Linked DNA regions of Homo sapiens: all the other regions are linked to region 4. A link is an interaction called in ENCODE POLR2A ChIA-PET data of the cell type or tissue named here. Cell type or tissue: CD4-positive, alpha-beta T cell. All regions are shown on one strand. Each heading gives the region's core, and the rest is flanking DNA. Links, peaks and the distances in the headings are about the cores only.

Region 1 (4,816 bases), core at 1-4,000, 100 kb before region 4:
TCTGGATTCAATCAGTTCCAGACATTATTGTAATACCATTTTTCAAGCTCTGTAAATAGATGGATTCTCGTTTTTCCTATTAAGCACTGTTTGCTAAATATTTTGGCCCAAAAGTTCAGTCATTCCATGCAAGCATTAATCAATACAGGAGACATTAGTGGTTACTGGTTCAGATGAGATTTGACATTATTTTTCCTCTGCTTCTGAGGAAGGGAGGGGAATGTTGTGTAATAAAGATGAAGGGTCTTTTCTTCTTTTGTACAAAATGCAAATGATGAGGACATGTGTGATACACACTTCTCTAATGCAAGGCTGCTGGTTTTTGTTGAGAAAGAGAGGCAAGGCCCTGGAGGATTTTAGACTTTGTAAATATAAAATTATCTGCCTTAGTGTTTAAAAAAATAATAAAAGGGAGAAAGAGTTGGCAGGTTGCCAGATTACTTACATTACAGTAATAGATTTGCTGACCCCTGACTTCTGCTGTAGAGAAATGTATTGAATTTTTCATAATATCAGATGAGGCAGATCTAAAAACCTAGTGTACTAAGCACCATTATTTAACTTGAGATTTAGCAAAGCCGAAATCTTTTCAAACCAGCAATTTCATGTATGATGATAATTTAGTGGCTCAGATGCTAACAAATCAAGGTTATAATGCTATTGACTTGTTAATTTTAACTTGGGTTGATTTTAAGTCTTTTTTTTTTTAAGAAAGAAGAATGAGGAGGGGAAAAAATCTTGCTTTTCACAGTGACTGAATTTAATAAGAATCTCCGTGATAGCAAAAGGCCCCCCTACTGTTTCTGCTTTGGGGTGGAAAATGTTATTCTTGTATTATTCCTAGGGAAAAATAAAATCTCATGCTGCTACAAATCTTATGCCTATGGAAAGATGTTATTTTTTAATACATAATGGCTTACCTATTTCAGATCCATTAATCGCATCGTAAATAAGCATTTTGCTAATCTGAAATGTGAAATCTGGATAATAATAAAGGCCCATTTATCTGTCCAGCTTTCAATCCCCAGACTAGATGTAGATCAGGAAGGGGAAAATCTCTGGATTTTCTAATGAATATATTGCTTCTCTTCCCCATTACTTCCACCCACCTAAAAGCCAGCCCCCATTCTTAGAGTTGCAGTCCATTGAAAATATTTCTCCTGTGTAATGAATTCTTGGGGGCTGGAGTGCATGTTTGCTTTTATCTGTACAGTTTAGAAACTGATAAAATCTTTGCTGTGCTACAAATATTTGAGAAATAATCAACCTCAAGGCGCAGGCATGGTGCATTTTACTAAATTCTTTATATAATACAAACCTACTCAGCTTTCTACATAGGGCAATGTTGACCTAATCTAAGGCTAACCTGTTTTTAATGGTACCACATGTACGTTGAACGTTTAAATGTTCAGAAACCTATAATAGCTTTTGTCCTCTTGTACTGTAAAAACTTCTAATAATCATATGATAAGATCATATCCTGTGGGGTAATTGTGTTGTACCATGACAGGATAACTGAAAAAACATTCAGTGAAAATTGCACCAAACGGAAATCACTATATGAAGCAGCGATTGTGTGCCGTGCGAGACCGTGCCCTGTTCTTCAAAGCTTAGCTGGTCATATTTCTACTTGCTTCCTTTTAGCTTCTGCCTTGCTTGTTTTATTTTAGGAGGCTTTTTTCCCCAAGCCACTATAATTATCTTTCAATGATTTAGAAGGGGGGGAAAAAACACTCGGTTGACCTTTACACACACACACACACTCTCTCACACACTCACACACTCTCATATACTCTCTCTGGAAGCCTTGAACAAGTAGGGCTTGTGTTTGGATTCAGTTTTACCTTAGTCATGCCTCTTTCCAGATACAAGAAACATTTAATTCCAGATTTCCTGCTTCTGGCTTTAGGCCTTTGACCAGCAAAGTGAAATGTATTTTTTACTGCTGTCAGCCAGCCAGCTGCTGAGTTGAGTGAAGGGGAGAAAAAAAAAAAAAAATGAAAGAAAAAATGAAAAAAAAAAAAAAGGAACCGAAATGAGAATGGTGCCCTACTTTGTGAACTTGCAAAATTAGAAAAGGAAATTAAAGTCTCCTTAGCACCCATCTAGAGAGCCAGGTTGGCCCAGGGCTCTCAGAACCCAGAGTGAGGGGTCCTTGGGCGTCCATGGGGTGTCTCTCCCACCCAATTCTCTGCTTTCCCTCCTCCTCCTTCCCACACTCAGAGGTAATGCTGTCATTCTTCTCAGTAAAGAGGGTCCCTCGTGGTGTCACCATCTCCATCAGAAAATGAAGCTGGGGGAAGGGTGGTACCAGCAAATTGCTATCATTGGAATACCCAGACTACAGTGTTCCTTGAGTTCCCATGGCAACAAAACAAAAGTAAAACAAACCTATCTGTCCCAACAATAAAATATGTTTCCATTAAAGTCAATTTAAAATATCTTTCCAGTTTAAAATATTCAATGCATTTTGCTCCCAGACAAAAATCCACAACCTGCCAATATTGAAGAGGATAAAGTCCCTGGCAGAACCAGGCAGAAAAAAGGAATTGGGGGGAATGTTGGGGACTTTACAGATGAGACAGAATAAATTCAAGTATGAACAGGATTGCTTTTTTCTCTTTGTGCTTAGTTATGCTTTTTATTATATAAACATTAACTGTAATATTACAGTGGGAAGCAGGTATTTGGCAGCCATATATTATTTTAGTAAGTCTACATAGGGAGGGCAGTTTCCAGTTTTAGCAGCTGTAACATGTTTAAACTCAGTTTGTAATGGGATCTGAAGATAACTATTCCCCATGGGCTCTGTTGATCTTCATGGCTGGCCAACTGCCAGATGTAGGGCTCCAAAGTATTATTCACGCCTCCTTGCTCATACCTTGTCCAAGCATGCTCAGTAAATGAATTTTGTTTCTAATATGCTATAAATTGGGATCTGATTTTCCCATAGTTTTATTGGTATTTTATTAAAGAGCAAAATATTAGGATCACAAATGTCCCCACATCCGTACTGTCAAACCTGAACAATCGTGTATGGTTAAGCAGTTGAGATCCAAATAACATAGATAGAAACCAATTTTAGGATAGCAAACCAATATCCAGACCAAGGAAGTTTTTGCCTGGGAATCTTAGTTTAAAAATAATCAGGATCCCCAATATTTGAACAGACTTATGATGTTTATAAGCCAAGTACATTTTCTTCATTGAGTCAACTTGTCTTATTTAAAACAAATTATGTTTGCTGTATTAAAGTTCATATTTTTAAGGCTGAGTCTTATATTAATCCCACAGTGAGTCATTAATCATACCAAATGCATTATAAAAACTTTAATCACTGAAGTTGAAACTGAGATTGTAATGCAATCCATCCCTTTTAATTACATCAGCTATTTTTCCCTTTCAGATAAAGAGCTACGTCGCAAAGGGAAAACAGATTAAAACTAGAGCTGTTTGATGTTTCTCTTTTTAGAGCAATTTTATGCAGTTTGTTTAAAAAGTTATATAATTTAAATGCTTGAAATTTTCAGGCCTCTGGTTTTTGTGGCTTGCATAGTCTGTCTGCCTTCCTTCTCGCTGGGGCGGTCTTTTACTTAGCACACTAAAACAGAACTCCTAGTGGAGTCCCCTACCCCACTCAGAGCTGTGGGATAAGACTAAACTGTCTCTTGGCCACGCTGTGCTTGCCTCTCATTGACCTTTTTATCTTAGATGTTTCATCTCTATCTTGACATGAATGAAAATAAAATGTTTTCAGATGGGCAGCACTAGGTTCAGATCTCACCTCTAACAAATGGTATGACTCAGGCAAATTGTTTAACCTTTATAGGCCTCAATTGCCTCATATGTTAAAAAAGAGAATAATAATAATACTCCATAGGGATATTGTGGAGTTTACATAAAATAATCTTTAAATGTACCTGGCACATGCTAGTACCTACTAGAATATAAGCTTCATGAGCTCAGAGGCTTTGAATGTTTGGTTCATGGCTGTGTCTCAGTGCCTAGAACACTGCCTATAGTATGTGCTCAATAAATAGTTGTTGATGGACTGGTAAAGCAGCTAGCATTATTGTTGCAGTTTTGTTAGCACTTAGCCAGGTGCCATGGGGAGTGATGGTGATATTGTTAATGTTGGATGCTTCCATTGGTATCTTGGTCTATAGACCCACAAAACCAAAAAGAGGTCTTGCTGAGAAGTATTAAGTTACCAGGTACTGATTTTGACCAAGGAAGCAGAACACTAAAGTGTAGAGTAAGTTTATAGAAGTATAGCACTGTCACTGGAGATGAAGTCATTTAATAATTTGCTTATATTGAGAAAAGAAAGTAAACCCCCATAGCATTGATGCTACTGGAATTACTCAACTGACCGATCATCTCTTCTGTTAACCTTTTAGATTAATCCTACCATATGAAAGATTTATTAAAGGAGAAGAAGATAAGCCCCTGCCTCCAATCAAACCTCGGAAACAGGAGAACAGTTCACAGGAAAATGAGAACAAAACAAAAGTATCTGGAACCAAACGCATCAAACATGAAATACCTAAAAGCAAGAAAGAAAAAGAAAATGCCCCAAAGCCCCAGGATGCAGCAGAGGTGAGTTGCTTTGCTCCATAGAAATACCTCTGGAAGACATGTGCTGCCTCGAGGTCCTTCTGGAGCCCTGAATCCACAGCTGTGTCCCTGCACAGTTGGATGGCTTGATGAAGAAACCAAGAAATCTAAGCTTCACAGTTCCCCACATAGTTCCCCAGTTCCTGAAAGCCTTTCAGCTTGCTCATGAGATGAAATCCAATGCCTAGTATTGAATGAG
Region 2 (4,879 bases), core at 587-4,586, 76 kb before region 4:
TAGGGTCTGCTAATTCCCACAACAAATATTTGGGGGAAAAGTAAAACCTCGTTCTTAATTGCCTTGTCAGTTTGTTGGAAAGCTCAAGATGCAGGTGCCGGCAGATTCAGTGTTTGGTGAGTGTCTGCTTACTGGTTTGCAGATGCCCATCTTTTCCTTGTATCCTCACATGACAAATAAGACAGCTCATCTCTTTAGTCTCTCCTTGTAAGGCACTCATCCCACTCACGAGGGCTCTATCCCTGACCCCATCACCTCCCAAAGGCCCCTCTTCCAAACACCATTATATTGGGAATTAGATTTCAACGTAGGAATTTTGGGGGAATACAGACATTCAGCCCATAATAATAATATAAGGTCATTAAGAAGCTAATTCATCTTTTAAGTTAAAGATGAAGAGTTTAAATCTCTAGCCATTCACAAAGGCATGGAAACCCTGCTGTGTTTGTTAATCTACTCCACCATTAAAAAAAATTCATTTTAGATTTAAAATAATACAAACATAGTATGTAATAGAAGGCAAAATTCTTCTGAGTTTTAAGGTAAAACCAAAGACATAAAAAAATGTCAGGTTTGCAGCAGGCTGTTTTAGGCTATAATCCAACAAATACCCCTTGGTCATCTATACGTGCCAGGCGGTCTGGGAGCTCCAGTTACAGCACCAAGGAAGGCTGTGCCTCTCTTTCTCCTGGAGCTGGAAGTCTAGCAAGGAAGGCAGGTATGACAGCAGCACTTCTAAGTATGTTGGGTGTTACAAAAGACGACAGTCAAAGACCTTTAGGGAGGAGAGCAAAGGAAATGGTACCATCAACCAAGGCTCAGGGAAGGTCTCTTGAAGGAAGTGACTATTTTTTTTGAGACAGAGTCTCGCTCTGTCGCCCAGGCTGGAGTGCCGTGGTGTGATCTCGCCTCACTGCAACTTCCGCCTCCCAGGTTCAAGCAATTCCCTGCCGGGATTACAGGCACCCACCACCACGCCAGGCTAATTTTTGTATTTTTAGTAGAGACAGGTTTCACCATCTTGGCCAGGCTGGTCTTGAACTCCTAACCTCGTGAGTGGCCTGCCTCGGCCTCCCAAAGTGCTGGGATTACAGGCATGAGCCATCGCGCCTGGCTGAAGGAAGTAACCTTTAAGTGAAGGTCTGAGAAGTGATGAATAGAGAAATAAGATACATGAAATCTCACAAACAAGAAGGAGCACCGGGTGTTGTAGGAACTGAGAGAGAGGAAAGGCAGTGGTTGAGGTGGGGAAGCAGGACTTGTAGGGGAAGTACCCAAGTAGGAATGTACAGGCTCATTTACAACTGGAGCACAACCTCGCATAACACAGGCCTAGTCAAATATTAATCAATAAATGATCTGACAAATATTACACCTTATGGGATAATTTACATTCTGAAAGAGGATACCAGGCCCAGAAAACCTGGGAGAACCAACTGGAAAACAATAAAAAACAAGAAGAGAATTCAGAGAAGAGATGAGTTGCTAAGTAACTATTTAAAACCAGTAGGCTTTCCTAAACCGTAACTTGTTAGAGGTTATGGTAAAAGAAAAGATCTCATTTAAAATACAGCAACTGAAAAGAATCCTAAAGATCAATATAACAAGTAATTTGCAGGACTTTTATTAAAAACTCTTTGATAACCTATTGGCAGACCTAAAAATGACTTAACAAATGGAAAGACACACTATGGTCTTTGATAGAAAAATATCATTTCCTCCTAAGTTAATTTGTACATTTAATGAAATCCCAACTGAAATAGCAATTTTTAACTTAACAAAATAATATTAATGTTTGTTTGTAAAACTAATTATGAAGATGAGTCAGAAAAAGTGTTGAAAATGAAAAACAGTAAGAACTAGATGACTGATACTAAAACTATTTTAAAGCTCTAATAATTAAAATGGTTTGGCATTAGGGAAAAATAGATCAATGAATAAGAATGAAGAGTTCATAAATGAAACCAAAATCATACGGGAACTAAGATATGAAATGGCAACACTTTAAAACAGTGAGGAAAAGGCAATTAATCAGTAAACAGTGCTAGATCAATTGACTGGAGAAAAAAAATAAAGCTGGATCCTTACTTCAGTTATTTTAGTAACATCAATTCCAGATGGATCAAAAATTTAAATGTAGGGCCGGGAGCAGTGGCTCATGCCTGTAATCCCAACACTTTGGGAGGCCGAGGCGGGCAGATCACAAGGTCAGGAGATCGAGATCATCCTGCTAACACGGTGAAATCCCGTCTCTACCAAAAATACAAAAAAATTAGCCGGGCATGGTGGCAGGTGCCTGTTAGTCCCAGCTACTCAGGAGGCTGAGGCAGGAGAATTGCTTGAACTCCGGAGGCAGAGGTTGCAGTGAGCCGATATTGCACCACTGCCCTCCAGCCTGGGTGACAGAGCGAGACTCCGTCTCAAAAAAAAAAAAAATTAAATATAGAAAATGAGCTATAATGGTTCTAGGAAAATAAATGACTGTGTTTAAGCTCCTGGAATAGGAAAGGCCTTTCTAGGAAGGATTCAAAACCCAGAGACCATAAAGTTAAATTTGACTATATAAAAATTGTGATTTTTTTTTGGAGGGGTGGGTAAAAATATACCCTCAACTAAGAGAAGAAACGAGTGACAAGTTGGGAAAATATTTATAATGGATGTGACAGGAAAAGAGCTAATTGCTTTCATTTTCAAAAAGCTTTTGTAAATAAAATAGAAAACGAACAATCCAATAGGAAAAAAAAATTGACAAAGCTTATCAGTAGTTAATTACCAAAAAGTGAAAATAAGACATAGTAAGTATGAAAATATGCTCAATATTATTTGTAAGTAAAATAATGAAAATTAAACAGCAGCAACAGATTGTTTCTTAACTCATGTTATGAGAACCTACAGTGATGAGTCCTGTTCTGAGAAGGCTATTGACAGGCAAGCACTGTCAGACACTGATGTGGGGCAGGGGTGGTGGACTGGTTCATTTCTGGAAGGAAGCTTGACAAAGTCCATCTACTTTTAAAGGTACATATTATTTTACTCAGTAATATTTGCTTGCTAAGAATTTACCTATATAATTATCCCTGCACATGTTGGTCAAGAGATATGTACAGGTGTGTTCCCTGTGGCATTGTTTGTAACAGCAACAAGGAAAAGTAACCCATCAGTAAGGGATAGTTACATAGCCTATGGGGCTCCTCCTATCTGATAGATTATTATCAGCTGTGAAAAAGAATGAAGTAGCTTTCTGTATATCAGAGACAGGGAAAAAAGAGGTAGAGGACTGTGTGTACTGAATCATTCTTTTTATGTCAATTTTATAGGAATAGATGGACAGACAGACATGCACACTGGTCTAGAAATAAACACATTTTCTAAAAGCAATAAAAAATATTTTACAAGTGGCTACTTTTGGGCAGAGACAAAGAGCTGATGCATGAAGACTTTTATGTTTCATTTCATACTTTACTATTGGAAGTTTTAAAAATACATAGGTGAATTACTTTCATTCGTTAAAATATGGACATGGATTACCTGAGTAGTGAGATGATGAACTTTTTTTCTTCTTATTATTATTATTAATAGTATTATTATTATTATTATTATTATTACTATTTTGAGACAGGGTCCCACTGGAGTGCGGTGGCACAATCTCAGCTCACTGCAACCTCCACCTCCTGGGTTCAAGAGATTGTCCTGCCTCAGCCTCCCGAGTAGCTGGGATTACAGGTGTGTGCCACCACACCTAGCTAATTTTTATATTTTTAGAAGAGACGGGGGTTTCACCATGTTGGCCAGGCTGGTCTGGTCTCAAACTCCTGACCTCAAGTAATCCACCCGCCTTGGCCTCCCAAAGTGTTGGGATTAGAGCCGTGAGCCACCATACCCAGCCATTATTTTTTATTTTTATTTAATTAATTTATTTTGAGACAGGGTCTCACTCTGTCACCCAGGCTGGAGTGCAGTGGCACGATCATGGCTCACTGCAGCCTCAACTTCCCAGGCTCAAGGGATCTTCCCACCTCAGCCTCCAGCTGAGAACTACAGGTGCATACCACCACGCCTGGCTAATTTTTTGTATTTTTTTTTTAGAGCGGGGGTTTCACCATGTTGCCCAGTCTGGTCTCAAATTTCTGAGCTCAAGTGATTCACCTGCCTCAGCATCCCAAAGTGTTGGGATTACAGGCGTGAGCCACTGCACCCAGACTTTTTCTTCTTTAAATGTCTATAGTTTATAAAAAATAAAAGTAAAAAATAAAAATAAAAAATAAAATAAAATAAAAAGTGGGAGAGCCAGGCGTGGTTGCGCATACCTGTAGTTCCAGCTACAGAGGAGGCTAAGGCTTGTGGCCAGGAGTTTAAGACTGTAGTACATGCCTGTGAATAGCCACTGCACTCCAGCCTGGGCAACATAGCAAGATCCTGCCTCTAGAGAAAAAAAAAGTGTGGAAGAGGCAGCAATAAAGAAAAAGATACCAGATAATGTTTTGACCAAAAAGATTTAAGTTCAAATGGTGGCCTGTCCAACACTGCTAGGGTCCCAGGAAGAGCTATTTCTAGAGCAGGAGACTTTCCATCAGCTCACAGATCCCCCCACTTGCCACCCATAATAATGGTTCCCCCATATGTAGCCATCAGAGAGCTTGGCTTCAGCATCAAGAGAGTTAAAATGAATGAAAGGAAATCAGGCTTAAAAGAGAATGTCATTATGATTTGTGCAAGCATTTCCTCTCTATAGATAAAGTGGAGTGAGATGGCAAAAACAGATACAGGCTCACCTCATGCTTTTCCTCCCCTCTGCTTAGTTGGGCAGACTGAGATGGCTTATATCCCTCCTACCTTCTTATGAACCCTGCATGTCCCAGGGGCCTAACCATGCAGCAGC
Region 3 (4,879 bases), core at 338-4,337, 56 kb after region 4:
CCCCTGTTCATTGCAGCATTATTCACAATAGCCAAGATATTGAAGAAACTATAAGAATGCAGCATTATTCACAATCGCCAAGGTATGTCCATCAATGGTAAAACAGATAAAGAAAATAAGCTACGTGTGTATACACACACACAACGGACAACCATTCTGCCTTAAAAAAGGAGATCTTGCCATTTGCTACAACACGGATGAACTTGGAGGATATTAAGTTAAATAAGCCAAGCATAGAAATGAAAATATTGTGTGTTCTCAATTATATGTGGAATATTAAAAAAAAAAGAGCTCAAAACCATAGAAATAGAGAAAAAAACAGTGGTTACCATGGGCAAGGACTGGGGGAGAGGAAATGGGGAGATATAGGTCAAAGGACACAAAATAGCAGATATGTAGGATGAATAAGTTTAGAGATATAATGTACTGTAAAAACATGAGGTGAATGTTAATCAAATCATGTTAGAGATTTTTGTTAAATAGATTTTAGCTGCTTTTGTCACAAAAAGTAACTATGTGAGATGATAGATGTTAATCTGTTTGATTATAGTAACATTTTACTATTTATATGTATCCTGTAACATCGTGTTATAAACCTCAAATATACACAATAAAATTTCTTTTTAAAATAAATAAAAGACTGCAGGGGAGCCAAGAGAAGATTGCAAAATCTCCTCAATAAGTGCAAGGTTTATGGGAAAAAAAATAAGAATTTGGAATAAGTTTATGTTAATGTATGTTAATGAGACAGAATCTCTCAGTGTTTATTTAGCATCTAAATGGCCTGAGAGAGTTACCGCAACTTTCACAGATATCAGCTTCAAAACTAGGGCAATCTTAACTCAATTTAACCAATATATACATAGGCATGTTAAAGAAAGCATAAAATACCCTGGTCATTTTGTTGCCAATACTATTTCTCCTTGTCATTCCTTTAATACATTTTTAAGGTATTTATATGTGTAATTTTCTGAAATGACTGTTCTTCCAAAAAAAATCTGCTAAACCTTTAGTTTTCATTTCTTCTTTATAAAGAGTCACTTATAGTGCACTCGTCACTGTGTCCCCTGACCCTCCCCCACTTTTGTACCTAATAACTATAAATAACATTTTACTATCTGGTTATACAGGGGAAAAATGTACTTCAAAGCATGAACTCCTTGAGAATGGGTGCTGTCTGGGTGATCTTTGTGTTCTTAATCTAGTATTGGCCTGGAATGTAGGAGGTATTAGATATATATTTATCAAATAAATACGCAAAATTCTGCAATTTTAGCAAATGTTAAGATTGGCTTTACCCTTTTTCAGACACAACGAACTACCTTTGAACTACCTTTAGCATTAAAGACTGTGGTGGTGTTACTAACAATAAAATATACTTAAGACTGCAAAAGAGGTCCATCAGCAGCAGATGTTACTTGCAGATGGAAGATCCATCAGTTTCAGAGATTTAAAAAATGGAGCACAGACTTTTAAAGATATAAATGGCCAATCTATAGTTTGAAAAAATCCCAGGAATAACTTCCAGCTATTTTTATAGTTTATTATTTGGCAACTTTTAAACATGCAGTATTCCTGGTAATGACTAACAAATGTCAATATTTAGAGAAAAACCAGAGATTCATAAATATTGAATACTTATTAAAAACAATCATCATAACAAAAAGCACATTTTTCAACATGTAGAACATTTGTCAGCAGTTATTTTTAGTACAATTTAAAATATTTACAGAATTCTCAAAAAATTATAAATCATGTGTTGTCTTCCTCAGTAACTTCTATTGTTCTTTCCCTGGAAAAAAAAGTCTGATTTTTGTCTCCATGATCAAAACAAACAATAGCAAAATGATGTGAAGAAAAGGGCCCATCAACTGGTAATTTTGGCAGAAAAAAAAGTTCACTAGCAATAGTTGATAATGGAAATAAATGTATTCAGATAACCAAGAAAAAAGTAATTTTTTTAGCCTCAATTATATAAGCATTTGGGGATATGTTTTGGATCCTAAATAAATTCCTTTGGTTCAATACAGCTTGTAAGAAGGCCTGAATTACTACTTATAACTCAGAACAATGCATTTTATTTTTCCAGGCTATACTATTACTATGAGACACTGGACCAGAAGCTACAAAATATGGTTTACTATAGGTTTTTTTAATGTTATGTGAGTGGCAAAACTAGGCCTCTAAAATCTCACCTGTCTAGCTCCATAGCTGAAAATGGCAAAAACCATGCACATGGATTTTTATATTAATAGTTAGTAGCTATTAACATTTAGATCTAAAGATCGTGTCTTTAAAAGTCTAAAATACAAATCCCACACTGATTTAGGCACATAGAACCTTTGAAGGAGGGCAGGAAAAACTATGTTAGTTAAAAATGATTTCTATGGCTACCCAAGGAGTTCCTTCTTGTTCTGTATTATGACCACAATAAAATGAGCCTGTAAAAGAGCAGGGACAATAAAAACAGCCCTGAGATCACCCATTTTTTTTTATTGCTTTGAAGTACATGAAAGAAGTGCACCATAAGAAAAAGAACACCCCAAAATTTCAAAGTGCTCTTCCTATATAGCATGTACTTCAGGACTATCTTGTAAATAAAGTTGCTATACTATTTTAGTATTTCTGCAACCAAATATCCTACATGAGATAAAAATCCTGTTTTATGCTTAAATTCTCTCTATATCAAATAACATTACAGGATATTCTGTTGTATGCATAGCTTTGTTAATAACTGAACTATATTTATTAACAATTTAAAAATGGGTCATATCTAATAAGTCAAATATTTACTGCTAATAGTAATTACAAGATTTCCATTTTTATTTCACATCAGAAAACTGCAGATAGAGAAATGGACTTCTTCTGAACAAAATGATTTTTAAAATCATATTAAACATTTAAAGATCACTTAAACATTTAAACATAAAATGAATCCAAAGAACCAATAATAAGAACTTTCTTTTAAAAAAGAAGAATTTTAAATTATTTTTATTCTCTGAAGATTAAAAAATACTTACAATATGGTTACATTTTCAAAACATATATCTGTGATTGTTTTATCCACATTCACCACATCAGTATCAAACACATTAGCTCCCATTTTGAATAAACAAAAAATGGCATAGCGTCGTGATCCTGGAGGAAAAATAACAACATATTAAGCAACAATCCATGTAATAAATCATTGTTAAAATCTACTTGAAAATAAATATTAGGTTAAATATTATTAATAGATTCTTTTCATACATTGTATACTGTAACCCTTAAGTCTTACAGTGACTGTTCTCCCAGTATATAGGAATACCTTACTCAACTAGAACACAATTAAACAAGGAAGCAAAAAATAAAGTTAAATATACAGGCCTCTCAGCAGCCTAAAGAAACCACCAAACTCATAAATTTTATTCCTATTAAACTTCTTAAGCTTTAATTAATAGTAAACTTTATATACACACATGCGCGGGCATGCAAGCGTGCACACACACACTACTACTACCGCTGTCATTTTGGTTTCCAAGTCTATTTAAGAAAAAGATGTTTTTTATTAGAAGAGGTTAAGAGTAGGCACATTAACGACAGCAAAATATTTTCCACCAAACTAACAGCAAGGGAGGAAACCACAAGAAAAAAAAAAACAAAACAATAAAATAGACATGAGAACACAAAAAACATAGCTGCTGGGCCTTTTGATTTGGTGATGTTTTAAAAAGTATTAGGTGATTAAAAGGCTAAATCCTCATTATTGAGAAAATGTAGCTCTTCAGAAAAACTTACTCTCTTTAGTAATCAGAAAGCTTTACTTAATTCCCACATGTATTCCTTTGTAAAGTAAATTATATTTCCTAATTGAATAATAAATACTAACCTGATTTTAAATTCTTCATATAAAACTAATTGTGCTTAATATGATTCAGTTTTTAAAGTACAAGGAACAAAGCTATCACAATAGACAAGAAAGATAAAGTATTATCATATCTTTCCTGCTTTGCCTCTAATAGCTAGAAATCATTCGAGGTTAATTTCCATGACCTAAGCAATACACGGATTTGTAAAGACTGTATAAAACCATAAAATATTGAAGGAAAAAAAATCAGATCAAGCTAAAAATCTTTCCCTATTTCATCCTGTTAAATAACCTGAAGTAATGAAATAAGGCAGAAAAATCTTCCAGATTCTGGTCAAATACAAGAAATGTTGGCTTTACCTTTATTCGCTAAACATTTTCTTTTGTTCCATATTTCCCTTCCCCCGTTCCCACTCTGAACCCGGTACTTACTGTCCTAGCACTGGTTCCTATCAACAACTAAAAGTACACTACATATGCACTATATTAATTAGTATCAAGTGACTGCAACATATTTATATTAAAAATCAGAAAACAGTTCAAGATGCTGCTTATTCTTTCAAATGACATCAATTTATTTCAGCAAGGAAGCAGTCTTTTTTCTCAATAATCAGATACACTACATACTAAAGAAAACATTTCAATTACAAATTAAAATCATACATACGTTCTTTATTGCTGAAGTGATCAGAGTCTTTCCACATTAGTGGTATTCGAATATCTATAAAGAAGGGAAAAAGAAATGACAAGTAATAATTTTGGTAAGTTTTATTCTTTACAGTGACCTGAACCTCTGCATTCCATAATAATTCTGACTACTATAGCTAAAATAAAGTGTTATTATTTAACAGCACATTTTCTAGACATTGTTTATAGTTTGTACTTTTAAAAAGTTAATCTGTCAAATTTTTGTGAGGTAAAAATATATTCTTCTTATAAAAATAACTGTTCTAACTCCATATATATCTGTTTCTTCCTTACTGATTAATTATGACATCTTTATCATATATGCCATTCTGAGTAAATGTCTGT
Region 4 (4,848 bases), core at 849-4,848:
CTTATTAAAAGGTTGATTTAATGTCTCAAAAAGAAAAGGTTTGAAGACAATGTCTGTGAAACTGGTTTTCCTGAGATATATTGCCAAATGTTCTCTGCATCCTGGCCAGCCTGGGAAGCTGGCCCTGCAAGGCAGCATGCCCATGGCCACTAATTTCTCTTATTACTGCCATAGTTAGGTTCCATATCCTATTTTTTCATGGCACTGGAAAGAAACATGGATCCACTAGTAATGTTCTCTTCATTATGTTCTCTCTCTCTTTCATTCATATATTCATTCATTCAACAGATGTTTACCAAGCACCTACCTCGTTCTGAGCACTACAGCAGGCACCAGGGATGCAGCAGGCAAAAAAATAAAACAAAAACGATAAAAAATCTTTATCCTCGTGGAGCTTGCATTATAGTATAGGAATATTTCAAGAATCTATTGCTGCTTAACGAACTATTCCAAAACATAGTGTCCTCAAACAACAACCTTTATTTCATCACAATTCTATGAGTCAGGAATTCAGGGCTCAGCTTGGCAGTTCTTCTGTTCCATCTAGTATTGACTGGATCTCTTCCTTGACTCCCTTCAGCTGATGGGTGATGTTGGCACAGACGGTTCCAGAAGGCTTTAGTCACATGTCCAGAGCTTTGGTACATGGCCTCTTCTTCACCTGGCTAGTTTGGGCCCCCTTACAGCATGGTGGTCTCAGGGCATTTGTTCTTCTAATATGGCTGTGAACTTCCAAGAGGAGGCACCCCAAGGATGGAAGGCAGAAGCCCAGATTCAAGTGAGGGCAAAATAGGCTCCATTTCTTGATGGAGAATGACAATGTCACATTAGAAAACAACATGTGGGATGAAAGTTAATGTTGTAGTCATCTTTAGAAACATAATCTACCTTAGAGAGACAGACAACTAAAAAGACAAATGAGTAAAAATGAATTTTAAGGAGAAAACAAAAGCAGGAAAGGGAATACAGAGTGAGTTTGGGGATGGAGTTGCAATTTTAAGAGGGGCTAGAGAAGGACTGATTGAGAAAGTTACATTTAAATTAAGACTTGAGGCCGGGCGTGGTGGCTCACGCCTGTAATCCCAGCACTTTGGGAGGCTGAGGAGGGCGGATCACGAGGTCAGGAGATCGAGACCATCCTGGCTAACACGGTGAAACCCCGTCTCTACTAAAAATACAAAAAATCAGCCGGGCACGGTGGTGGGCGCCTGTAATCCCAGCTACTTGGGAGGCTGAGGCAAAAGAATGGCGAGAACCTGGGAGGCGGAGCTTGCAGTGAGTGGGGATACCGCCACAGCAGTCTGGCCTGGGCGAAAGAGTGAGACTTCGTCTCAAAAAAAAAAAAAAAAAAAAAAAAAAAGACTTGAATGAAGTGATGATAGTTGGTGTAAGAGCATTCCAGGAAGAGGAAACAGCAAGTGCAAGGCCCTGAGGCAAGAGCATGCCAGGCATGTTCAGGACAGCGCAAAAGCCAGTATATGTGGAACAAAGAGAGTGAAGTTTCTCTAGAGTAGCAGGAGATTAAGTCATATAGGTAATGGGGTCAGCAGACTGTGGACAGTCTTTTACTTCAGCTTTTACTCTGAATTAACTGGGGAGCATTTGAATGTTTTTTGCGCATGGAAGGTATACGACCTGACTTGTGTTTTCACAGGATCCTTCTGTCTGCTATCCTGAGTATAGACAGTAGAAAGCTATGTAGTAGTAGGGAGACCAGTTAGAAGGCTATTGTAATAATTCAGGCAACAGATGCTAGTGGCTTGAGTTAGGGTGGAAGCAATGGAGATGGTGATAAGTGGTTGGATTCTGGAGATATTTTTAACATATACTCAATAAGATTTGCTGGTGAATTAGATAGATGGTGTTTTGGATAGAGAGGAACCAAAGATGACTTAAAGGTTTTGACCTGAGCAACTGGAAGGATCGAGTTGGTGTTTACTAGATGAATAAAACTGTGAGAAGGTCAGAATTGGAACAGAATAGCAGAAGATCTTTTTAAAGTTTGAAATGACTACTATGCTTCCAAGTGCAGCAATTTAATAGGAGCTGCAACACACAAGTTAAGTCCTCACTTAACGTCATCAGTAGGTACTTGGAAACTTCAGCTTTAAGGAAACACACAATGGAACCAAATTACTGCAGGCTAATTGATATAAACAAGAGCTAAGTTCCTATGGCATATTTCTGGTCACAAAAACATCACCAAACTTCTAAAGAGTAAAACACTTCTAATATTAAACACTGAAATAAATGCGAACTATATATACTTTTAAGAAAGATTAATAAAAACAAGATAATTATTACCCAATTATTCCAGATGAGGGTTGAGGGTGGCCAGAGTCCACCCCAGCAGCTCAGGGTGCAAAGCGGAAGCCACCCTGGCCAGGACGCCATACCCTAGCAGGGGGCACCTCACACACACACCCACACAGGCTGGGACAATGTAGACACACCAATTCACCTGACATGCACATCTTTGGGATGTGGGAGGAAACCAGAATACCCAGAGAAAACCCACACAGACATGGGGAGAACATGGGAACTCCACACAGACAGGGGCCCCGGGCAGAAATCAATTTTTTTCCAATCAACAGTATAATGAAATGACACTGAATGGAATGATGTTATTTGAGGACCAACTGTCATTGCGTGTATGTATACATGTACACATTTTTATTTTACTTTTTATTAAGTCTTTATTATGTTATTATTTATTTATTTCAATAGGTTTTTGGGGGACCACATGGTGTTTGGTTACATGAGTAAGTTCTTTAGTGGTGATTTCTGAGATTTTGGTGCACCCATCACCCACATGCACACATTTCTAAATGCATAAAAAATTTTTGGAAATATACATTAAAAATTATTAACAGTGGTTACCTCTGGGTAATAGGAATCTTTGGAAACTGGCACTGGAATGTTAGAGGAGGAAGTAATATATGTTTTTGTTTTTTGATACCTTTCTGTATCATGTATGTACGTATATATGTATTACTATGTTCTATGTTACTTTTATGATTAAAAATTACTTAAAATTCTTGTGGTTGGTGAAATGAACCAAGTCACTGCAAACAGAAGTCTTACTAGGAAAGTCCACATTGGATCAGGGGTTTATAAGGTCCTTTCAAGCTCTGACATTGATTTCTGCAACTGGGTGTTAACTGGTAAGTCTCCCCGTCATTTCCTCCATAGGCTTCTGTGAAATTTGGTGTGTGAACAGCCTCTCTAATTCATCTGCTTCATCTTGAAAACAGTACCAAGAGCTCTCGGTGCTTAAATACCTCACAGGAAATTTGAGGTTGGATGAGATAAGGTGTTCAAATACTTTGAGTTACCACAAACACAGGTGCTCATGTAGGCACAATATTATGAGTCCTGGAATATTAACAGACCTAGTAAAAAGAAGCTGTTTCTGCCTTTTGATCACATAGGCATTTTGATACTCATGAACTCCATTTAGTCTGCGGTGGAATGAGTGTTTCTCCACAAACAGTATTAATTTTAGCATTTTTGTTCATGCCTTCTGTCAAACAAGATTTCTTCAGCCTTTGATTTTTATCAAGATTCACTTTATTCTTCAAAGCATTTAATTCAAGGTTCACTCCATCAGTGGGTGGATTAGTTGAGTAACTGAAATACCAGTGTTGAATGCCATAGTAGTTATAATATTTCTCTTCACAGGAGATATATTTACCAAAGTCATGTACTAATGAACAATGAAGTGACTGTCCAAATAGCAGACACCTGGTAAACACTGAATGGAAAATAAACATGGACAGCTCTACAAAATGTTTACTCAATGACTCTTAAATATTCTTCTAAGGTCACTATTATGTGTCAGGTGCCGTACTGGGTGCTAGGAATACAGGAAGGAGACGCGTTGTCTTTTCCCTCATGAAGCTTACATTCTACTAGAGAAATGTCACATTGTATTTTAAATTTTTCACACTGGTTCTAATGAAGTATTTGAGAAGCTATGTGAAGAGGAATTTGGAAGTTGCTGGCAGTTTCTGGAGATTATGTAGTTGATTACTATTATTCTGAAAAACAAAAAAAATCACCTTTAGTCACCCACAGAGGTAAAGAGAAAACCAGAAAGTCACCACCAATCAGAATCACAAAAGGCAGTCAGTGGAAAAGATTGCAAGTTTCAGGAAAAATGAGTTGTCTTAATATGTAAAAAAGCCTTTCTTAGAACTGGAACTTACAAGAAATGGGCTGAAAATTCTAAAAGCAAACAACCTTAAAGAATAATGTCAAACAGAGGCTGGATATTCATGAATATGATTGGTTGGGAGCATGGCTTCCGCCTACAGAAAGAGGTTGAAGTAGATTACCTCTGAGGAGCCTTCCTAGTCTAATTGAATAAGTACTGCAGTTATGAAATTATATTTTCTCTAGAGAACCCTTTCTCAACAACCAAATAACCCAAGTCGCTAATATTCTATTTATATTTTATAATTTCTTAACCAAGATCTCAAATAAGAACTAAGTAAAGAAAAAAACAGGCCTTGTTAGTTACTGAAGAGTAAATAGAAGTATAGTTTTCACTAGACAGTCTTGCCTGAAGCTCAATTAGAAATCTTACCATTCACTGGTAAAACATCTGCCAAAGTTAACAGGTAAACCACTAATTGGTAAGCGGTCACTCCAGGGCCCCTGCCATCATCACCATCCCCAACTCCCAGGAAATCTTGCAAAAAATTTTCCCATTGTTCTGCCTCCCTTTTCTAACTAATTTGCCAGCCAAATTTCTGTTTTCAGTACTAACTTTAGATGACTCTCCTCTCATGACAGCTTGACTTGTCACTCCTTATTTCTATAATCTATCAAAAATAGGACCTCCAC

What was found. ChIA-PET counts read pairs that join two places held together with the same protein. Peaks named below come from ENCODE experiments on the same cell type or tissue, not always from the same donor. Only the 100,000 strongest peaks of a DNase experiment are listed, where the experiment ranks them.
Region 1: POLR2A ChIA-PET joins it to region 4 with 12 read pairs; 5 of 35 experiments call an interaction of 5 or more read pairs at or near these places.
Region 2: POLR2A ChIA-PET joins it to region 4 with 15 read pairs; 9 of 35 experiments call an interaction of 5 or more read pairs at or near these places.
Region 3: POLR2A ChIA-PET joins it to region 4 with 32 read pairs; 7 of 35 experiments call an interaction of 5 or more read pairs at or near these places.

Annotation. Positions count from the first base shown.
Region 1 is chr10:62,081,302-62,086,117 of GRCh38, forward strand. It overlaps ARID5B (AT-rich interaction domain 5B), which reads left to right. Exons shown (of 10, transcript NM_032199.3): 9 at 4,401-4,599. Among named protein-coding and RNA genes, the nearest start is that of LINC02621, 180 kb to the right of the region's middle. RefSeq lists a silencer at 1,398-1,457. In CD4-positive, alpha-beta T cell, for the core only: no CTCF peak of the experiment used is centred there; DNase peaks (open chromatin) are centred at 1,570 and 2,310; H3K4me3 peaks cover 1,005 bases; H3K27ac peaks cover 2,735 bases.
Region 2 is chr10:62,104,202-62,109,080 of GRCh38, forward strand. No RefSeq gene overlaps it. Among named protein-coding and RNA genes, the nearest start is that of LINC02621, 150 kb to the right of the region's middle. In CD4-positive, alpha-beta T cell, for the core only: no CTCF peak of the experiment used is centred there; no DNase peak of the experiment used is centred there.
Region 3 is chr10:62,236,628-62,241,506 of GRCh38, forward strand. RTKN2 (rhotekin 2) reads right to left here. Exons shown (of 12, transcript NM_145307.4): 4 at 4,515-4,568; 5 at 3,021-3,138. Among named protein-coding and RNA genes, the nearest start is that of LINC02621, 20 kb to the right of the region's middle. In CD4-positive, alpha-beta T cell, for the core only: no CTCF peak of the experiment used is centred there; no DNase peak of the experiment used is centred there; H3K4me3 peaks cover 625 bases.
Region 4 is chr10:62,180,348-62,185,195 of GRCh38, forward strand. It overlaps a transcript of RTKN2 not described here. Among named protein-coding and RNA genes, the nearest start is that of LINC02621, 76 kb to the right of the region's middle. RefSeq lists an enhancer at 138-307. In CD4-positive, alpha-beta T cell, for the core only: no CTCF peak of the experiment used is centred there; a DNase peak (open chromatin) is centred at 3,254; H3K27ac peaks cover 2,478 bases.